Linked DNA regions of Homo sapiens: region 2 is linked to region 1. The links are chromatin contacts, found by Hi-C in ENCODE. All regions are on one chromosome and are shown on one strand. The core of a region is the stretch at or near the end of the contact, and the rest is flanking DNA. Distances in the headings are between cores, read along the strand shown. Region 1 holds the start of SUN2 (Sad1 and UNC84 domain containing 2). Region 2 holds the start of RANGAP1 (Ran GTPase activating protein 1).

Evidence for each region. Hi-C counts contacts between places; a loop is a spot of excess contacts on that map. Pooled maps may share reads with other maps.
Region 2: a map of naive thymus-derived CD4-positive, alpha-beta T cell shows a loop between it and region 1 (7-fold over the local background). The contact joins the promoter of RANGAP1 here to the promoter of SUN2 in region 1. A Hi-C loop is called at or near these places in 2 of 168 maps with a recorded cell type or tissue (naive thymus-derived CD4-positive, alpha-beta T cell and transverse colon) and 5 of 50 pooled maps.

What each region holds. Positions count from the first base shown.
Region 1 is chr22:38,754,662-38,757,955 of GRCh38, forward strand. It overlaps SUN2 (Sad1 and UNC84 domain containing 2), which reads right to left and starts at 1,337. Exons shown (of 18, transcript NM_015374.3): 1 at 1,102-1,337. RefSeq lists enhancers at 151-220, 2,479-2,618 and silencers at 711-1,060, 1,171-1,720.
Region 2 is chr22:41,284,919-41,288,003 of GRCh38, forward strand. It overlaps RANGAP1 (Ran GTPase activating protein 1), which reads right to left and starts at 1,269. Exons shown (of 16, transcript NM_002883.4): 1 at 1,068-1,269. RefSeq lists enhancers at 972-1,041, 1,472-1,691, 1,722-1,791, 2,112-2,161.

The DNA of each region.
Region 1 (3,294 bases), core at 87-2,586:
CACAGGGACTCCTCTTAGCCTCTGTCCTGCTGAAGGAGGTGACACCTTTGCCCAGGGCAGAAACAAGGCAACATGTTTATACCATACCCAAGCTGCCGCTGGGAAGAACTAAATATTCTGATGGAGGTTGAGCGGGGAGTGCTGAAAACTGTCAGCACCCGCCTCCGCCCTCCCAGAACTCCCAGAGATGCCTCTCAGTCTTTCCTGCGGCATCCTGGCATCACAAAACAGTTTACCATTGAGTCTGGGTTTCACAAGATGAAAAAGGTCGAGGCCCCATTCTCCAAAACAAGAAGTGAGCCTCTGGGAGCTGAAATCTACTACTGCGAATCATAATAGACACCACCCCCGCCCCACCTCCTCCCTAACAATCAGTTAGGAAACGCTCATCGGAAAGCATCCTTCCCCACTTCTCAGCTGGGCGACTTCCTTTCTCAATTCCGCCCTTCCCCATCACAAACATCTCCATCCATCTTCAGACTTAAACCAGATCTGGGGCATCTTCCTCGTGACATTTCCACTCCCTGGGCACAGCCAGGCCACACGCCCTTGTGGGACCTGCCAAACGCCCGGTGCTAACTCCCTCTGCCCTCATTCCCACAGGCCAAACCTGCAGAAATTGTCACCAAAGGCGCGCCTCCTGGCTCTCTAAGTCACACCGCGCCCCCCATTGCTTTGTTTTGTTTTGTTTTAGAACTGAACAAAACGGGCCTTCCTCTGAGGCCCTGAGTTCTGACAGGCAGAGGCTGGGAACTGCCTGTCCCTGGAAACGGCCTGTCTGGCACAAAACCCGTAGGCGCTGCCCGGGGCCGGGTTGGGGCAGTCGGCCTTTGCCCTCCTCCTCCCGGGAGGCTGCCCGGGAAGTCCCGCCCGCAGACACCGCCCTCCCGGCTGACCAGTGGCGCGGCAGGCGGGGCGGGGGCCAGGAGGTGAGTCAGGGCGCGGGCCGCGGACCCGGGTGGAGGCTGGATCCGGCCCAGCACGTCCCGGAGAGGAGGAAGCAGGCCTGGCGGCGCGGCCCCGCCCGAGTGGCCCGACGGTGACCCGGGGTCAGGCCGGGCCGCGGCCCCCCAACCCTCTCCTGAGCTCGCCCGCACTCACCTGCTGCCGCGGCGGCTTCTAGCCCGGCCGGGGGCGTCCGAGGCCAGGCCGCCGCCGGGGCGCGCCCCCTTTCCGCGTGGGGATCCCGCGGGCGGCGCTCCGCTCAGGGCGACACAGCGGCCGGGCCCGGGGCGCGCGGGCACGCGAAGAGCGGCGACGCGGGACAAGGCGGGCGGGCGGACAATGCGGCCGGCGGAGGCCCGCGCTGCGCGAGTGGGGCCGGGCGGCGCGCGTGTGGCCGACTCTGTATGTGTGCGCCTGTCAGTCAACGCTGACAGGCCGCAGCCCATTGGTCAGGCCCCGCCGGCCGTCACCGCCCACCGCCGCCACCCATTGGCCGGTTTGAACACAAAGCCCCGGCTCGCCCCGCCCTCGCGTGGGCCCCGCTGCCCTGCGCGCTCAGCCTAGGAGTCCGCGCGTGGGAGGCGCTGGGCGGGCGGGGACCCCGGGCTGCGGGAGGACGCGACGGGAGCCTGTGCTGGGGCTCGGGCTCAGCAGGGCACTGGACTCCCGATCTGGCGGCTCAGAACACCTGAGACAGCTCTGAGCGCTCCCACGCGCGCCTGCAGCCTGGTTCACCAGGCCGGCGTCCGAGGGGAGGGTGGGAGCCCTGGGAGCGGCAGCGCGCGGGTGGCCCTTGGTGCACTCTCGGTGAGGCTGTCGAGGGCTTGCTCAACACCCGGCACCAGTGCCGTTGTCCTCTTAGCCGGCCATTTCTACACCCATTTTTCAGACAAGGAAACAGGTTGCTAATTTGGGGATTCCAGACATGCTGGGAGGCCCTGCCTCTTCCCAAGCTTTACCCAGAGCACCCAAGTTTCACGACAGCTCTTCTATTTTTTGTTTGTTTTAAACAGATTTTCTATTTTATTTAAATAGAGACGAGATCTCACTATGTTTGCCTAGGCTGGTCACGAACTCCTGAGCTCCAGTGATTCTCCCGCCTCGGCTTCCCAAAGTACTAGGATTACAGGTATGAGCCACCGCGCCCGGCCAGCTCTTCTGTTTTAAGGACGGTGCTTGCTGCACTTGAGCTGTGGGAAGGCAGGGCTGGCCACTCATTCTTCTACCTTACTCAGACTTGGAACGAGTGCTCAGCGTTTGAGTAAAATGCTGCCTGACTCCGGGGGTCCTGTTCCTTGGCTCCCCATCCGCCAACTGTACAGATAGAGCAGGTGCACAGCTTGGGATGAATCTCTTTCTGTGCCAGCCCTTCTAAGGGCAGATGAACAGTCGTTATTTTACTTTTAAAGTACCAAGAGGAAACGAGACAAGAATGACAAAATCACCGAGGCAGGAACAGGAAGGCTGTGGGGTCGGAGGATTGAGGAAAGGCAAAACCCTCATGCTAAAGCGGCTTCAGCCCAACTCCAGACAAGAACAGTCCCCTTTCCTGGGCCTCCATTGCCTGCTCTGGAAAGAGAAGAGTCTCCTGCTCTTCCACCCTCCTGGAGACCACGGTGCTGGCCATTATCACTCCTAGGTTTAGACTGCAAGCTCTTTGAGGACATGGACAAGCTCTCCAGAGCCTGGTACCGAGCCTGGCTCTGGTCTGAGTGTCTGCTGGATGGAGCAATGAAAGGAGAATTCAAATCAGACGTAGGGGCAGCATCCAGGTAGGGGAAGGGCCTCTCTGACTCCTCATCTCTGGGATGCGCAACTCCAGAATTCTGTCCTAACCACTTCTATGGAGTTGCCACATCCTACCTCCTCCATTGCACAGCCTGCTTCCCCCTCTCCGGGGGTCCTGGCAGACAGGGGGGTCTGGCCTTGCTGGGGTCGGGGGGGAGTCCAGGTCCCCTCCCAGGATGTGCTGAGTGGATATGTGAGGCTCATGCCCACAGGCTGACTGAAGGCAGGCCCCTCTTAAACTCTGCATCCTCTGGGGGCTGGGAGCAGGCAGAATAATGGTCGCTACAGGAATTCGGTACTAATGCTTGGAATCTGTGACTGTTATCTACATGCAAAGACTTTGCAGATGTGACTAAAGATTTTGAAATGAGATTATCCTAGATTATCAGGGTGGGCCCTAAGTGTAACACAAGTAACCCTTTAAGAGAAAGATAGGGGCTGGGCACTGTGGCACACGCCTGTAATCCCAGCACTTTGAGAGGCTGAGGCAGGTGGATTGCTTGAGCTCAGGAGTTTGAGACCAGCCTGGCCAAATTAGTGAGACCCCCCCCCCCCACCACC
Region 2 (3,085 bases), core at 19-2,518, 2.5 Mb after region 1:
GGGAGGCTAGGCGGGAAGATCACTTTAGACCAGGGTTCGAGACAAGCCTGGGCAACAGAATGAGACCCTGTCTCCACAGAAAAATTTAAAAATTAGCCAGGTGTGATGGCATCTGTAGTCCCCATGACTTGGGAGGTTGAGGTGGGAGGATCGCTTGAGCCCAGGAAGCCGACGCTGCAGTTCAGCGGTGATCGTTCCACTACACTCCAGCCTGGGTGACAGAAGGAGACCGTCTCTAAAAAGATAAAAAAATTTAAAGAAAAACCAACAAAAAAATTAACCTGAAACCCCAGCATCTCTTGCAGTTCTGAGATGGGACAATTTGAGGGTAAAAGGTGGTGGTGAAGCCTCCAGATAGAATAGGGACAGAACTTCTCAGCTGAACGGGGGCCCATTCCTCAGTCCAAGAGAGAGCGAGACAGAGATGCACCCCTCCACACTCACTTTATAAACCAAGAAACTGGAGCACAGAAACGTAAATTGATTTGTCCAAGGTCAGCAAAGGATCAGCGCCAGAGCAAAAGCAAAGGGCTAATAGAGAAACATCCTCTCCCCGCTCCGCAGCAACGTCAGAGACTTTCTGAGGTGAGATGCATGCTCCTGCAAAGCGTCAGCAGTGACTCACATCGATTCCAGGGACAGCGGCGCCAGCCCGGGGCCCCCGCGGGCGTGGGCCTGCTGGGAGGTGGCTCTGCGGGAGCGACGCGCGAATACAGGCCGCAAATGATAGGCGGGCGGCGCAGGAGCCCCATCTGGAATCCCCGGCGGACTCGCACCGCCTCCGGTTGACAACAATGCTAATATGAGACGCCACTGCTAGCAGCTGCAGGCTGAGCTGCTCTGGCGAGTCAGACGCCCTTTAAGCCTCAGTTTCCCCATTTGTGAAAGGAGCCAGCGCCGCTCAACAACCCCACTCCCACCGCCACCCCTGGGGCGCTCGGCCGTCGAAGGCTAAGTGAAGAAGGCCGAGGGGGCAGGCAGAAGGCGCACACGGGCGCCACGCCCTCCTCGCCCCGCACCCCTGTTCCAGGCAGGTGACGGGGAAAGGAAAGGGACCCTGACTCTACCGTAAACAGGCGGCGCCGCCGCGTGGGGGGAATCGAGCGCGCGCCTCCGCCCTCTGGGGCGGGGACGGATTTAGGGTCCGGGTCAGGCCGGGGTCGCCACCTCCGGATCCAGCGGTCCAGATGTCCAGCCGGCTAGTCTGTTAGCTCTCTCGAGCTCCCGGCCTCACGCGCTTCCAGCACCACCTGCTCTCCGCACCGCGGCGGATGATGGCGGAGGAGGAGGATTTTGAAAGCCGGCAGTTTCTTTGCTTCGATTTGATTTGTTCGAGGCCCCGGCCGGCTTGCCCTCGCCCCGCTCGCGCGGCCTCTCGGGTAGAGTAGTCCGGTTCCCCATCTGGGAGCGCGATGGGGCGCGCACCGCGAACTACCCGTCCCATGGCGCACCGCGCGCAGAGCGTCCTCCACCGCCCTCCTCTTCGCCCTCCCCTGGTGGCTTCTGGCTCTTTCTCGCAGAGACCGCAGGGAGGTGTTCAGCCGGGAGCGCCCAGAGACTACAATTCCCAGAATGCGTTGCACCCAGGTCCCTCAGCTCTTCCGGAAAGGTTTTGTTCGCGTAACTTTGTTGATAACAGGTACTGCTGGCTGCTGGGTCTCTTGGGCAAGACACAGGTATCCATTTCCCGAAAGAAAAGACTCTTTTCCGTCCCATGAAACTGAAAGGGCATTCGAAGGCTTCCACATAAATATGCACAAATTACCTGATAATTAAAAAGGGGAAATAGTAACTATCGTAGAGAAGCTCCGCAGACACCACTTGAACGGCCACGTTAACATCAACAGCAGGACAAGCTGACATTCATCGCACGCTTTCTGTGTGATGCACTGAGAAAAACACGGCGTCACCGTCCGGTCTATAATGCATGACCTTAGTCTAATCATGAGAAACCCAAGCTGAGGGACATGGTACAGAATAACTGATCTGTACCCTTCCGGAAATGTCTGTATTATGTAAGACAAAGAAAAACTGAGGAACTGTTGCCGATTACAGGAAACGAAAAAGACAACTGAATGCAAGACATGGTCCTGGATCGGATCCTGGGTGGGGATTGCTATAAAGGACAATACTGAAACAGCAAAACTTGACTATATTAGATAATAGTATTGTATCAATGTTAAATTTATTAATTTTGATTATGGTACAGGGTTATGTAAGAGACTGCCCTTGTTCTTGGAAAAAAATGCTGAAATAATTAGGGACAAAAAGGACATGATGTCTGCAACCTTTATGGTTAAAAGAAATATACCTATACATATACATAGAGAAAGCAGAGACACAAATGTGGCAAAATGTTAATCAGTTAATCTGGTTGAAGAATATGGGAGTTCTTTGAACATTTTTGCAACTTTTCTGTAGGTGTGAATTTAAGCATAAAAACACAAACAGCGTTTTTTTTTTGTTTTTTTTTTTTGAGATGGAGTTTCACTCTTGTTGCCCATCTTGGCCTCCCAAAGTGTTGGGATTATAGGCGAGAGAGTGTGAGACCAGCCTGGGCAACATGGTCAAACCCTGTCTCGACAAAAAATACAAAAATTAGTTGGACGTGATGGTGCAAGCCTGTAGTCTCAGCTAAGGGCCTGAGGCAGGAGGATCTGGAGCCTGGGAGCTTGAGGCTGCAGTGAGCCGTGATTGCACCACTGCATTTCAGCCCTGGCGACAGAGCAAGACCTTGTCTCAAAAACTGAAAAAAGAAAAAAAAAAAAAGTTAAACAGATCATGCAGGCTGGGCGCAGTGGCTCACACCTGTAATCCCAGCACTTTGGGAGGCCGAGGCGGGCGGATCACCTGAGGTCAGGAGTTTGAGACCAGCCTGACCAAAATGGAGAAACCCCGTCTCTACTAAAAATATAAAATTAGCTGGGCATGGTGACGCATGCCTGGAATCCCAGCTACTCGGGAGGCTGAGGCAGAAGAATCGCTTGAACCCGGGAGGCGGAGGTTGCAGTGAGCCGAGACGCACCATTGCACTCCAGCCTGGGCAACAAGAGCGAAACTCCGTCTCTAAATAAATAAATAAATT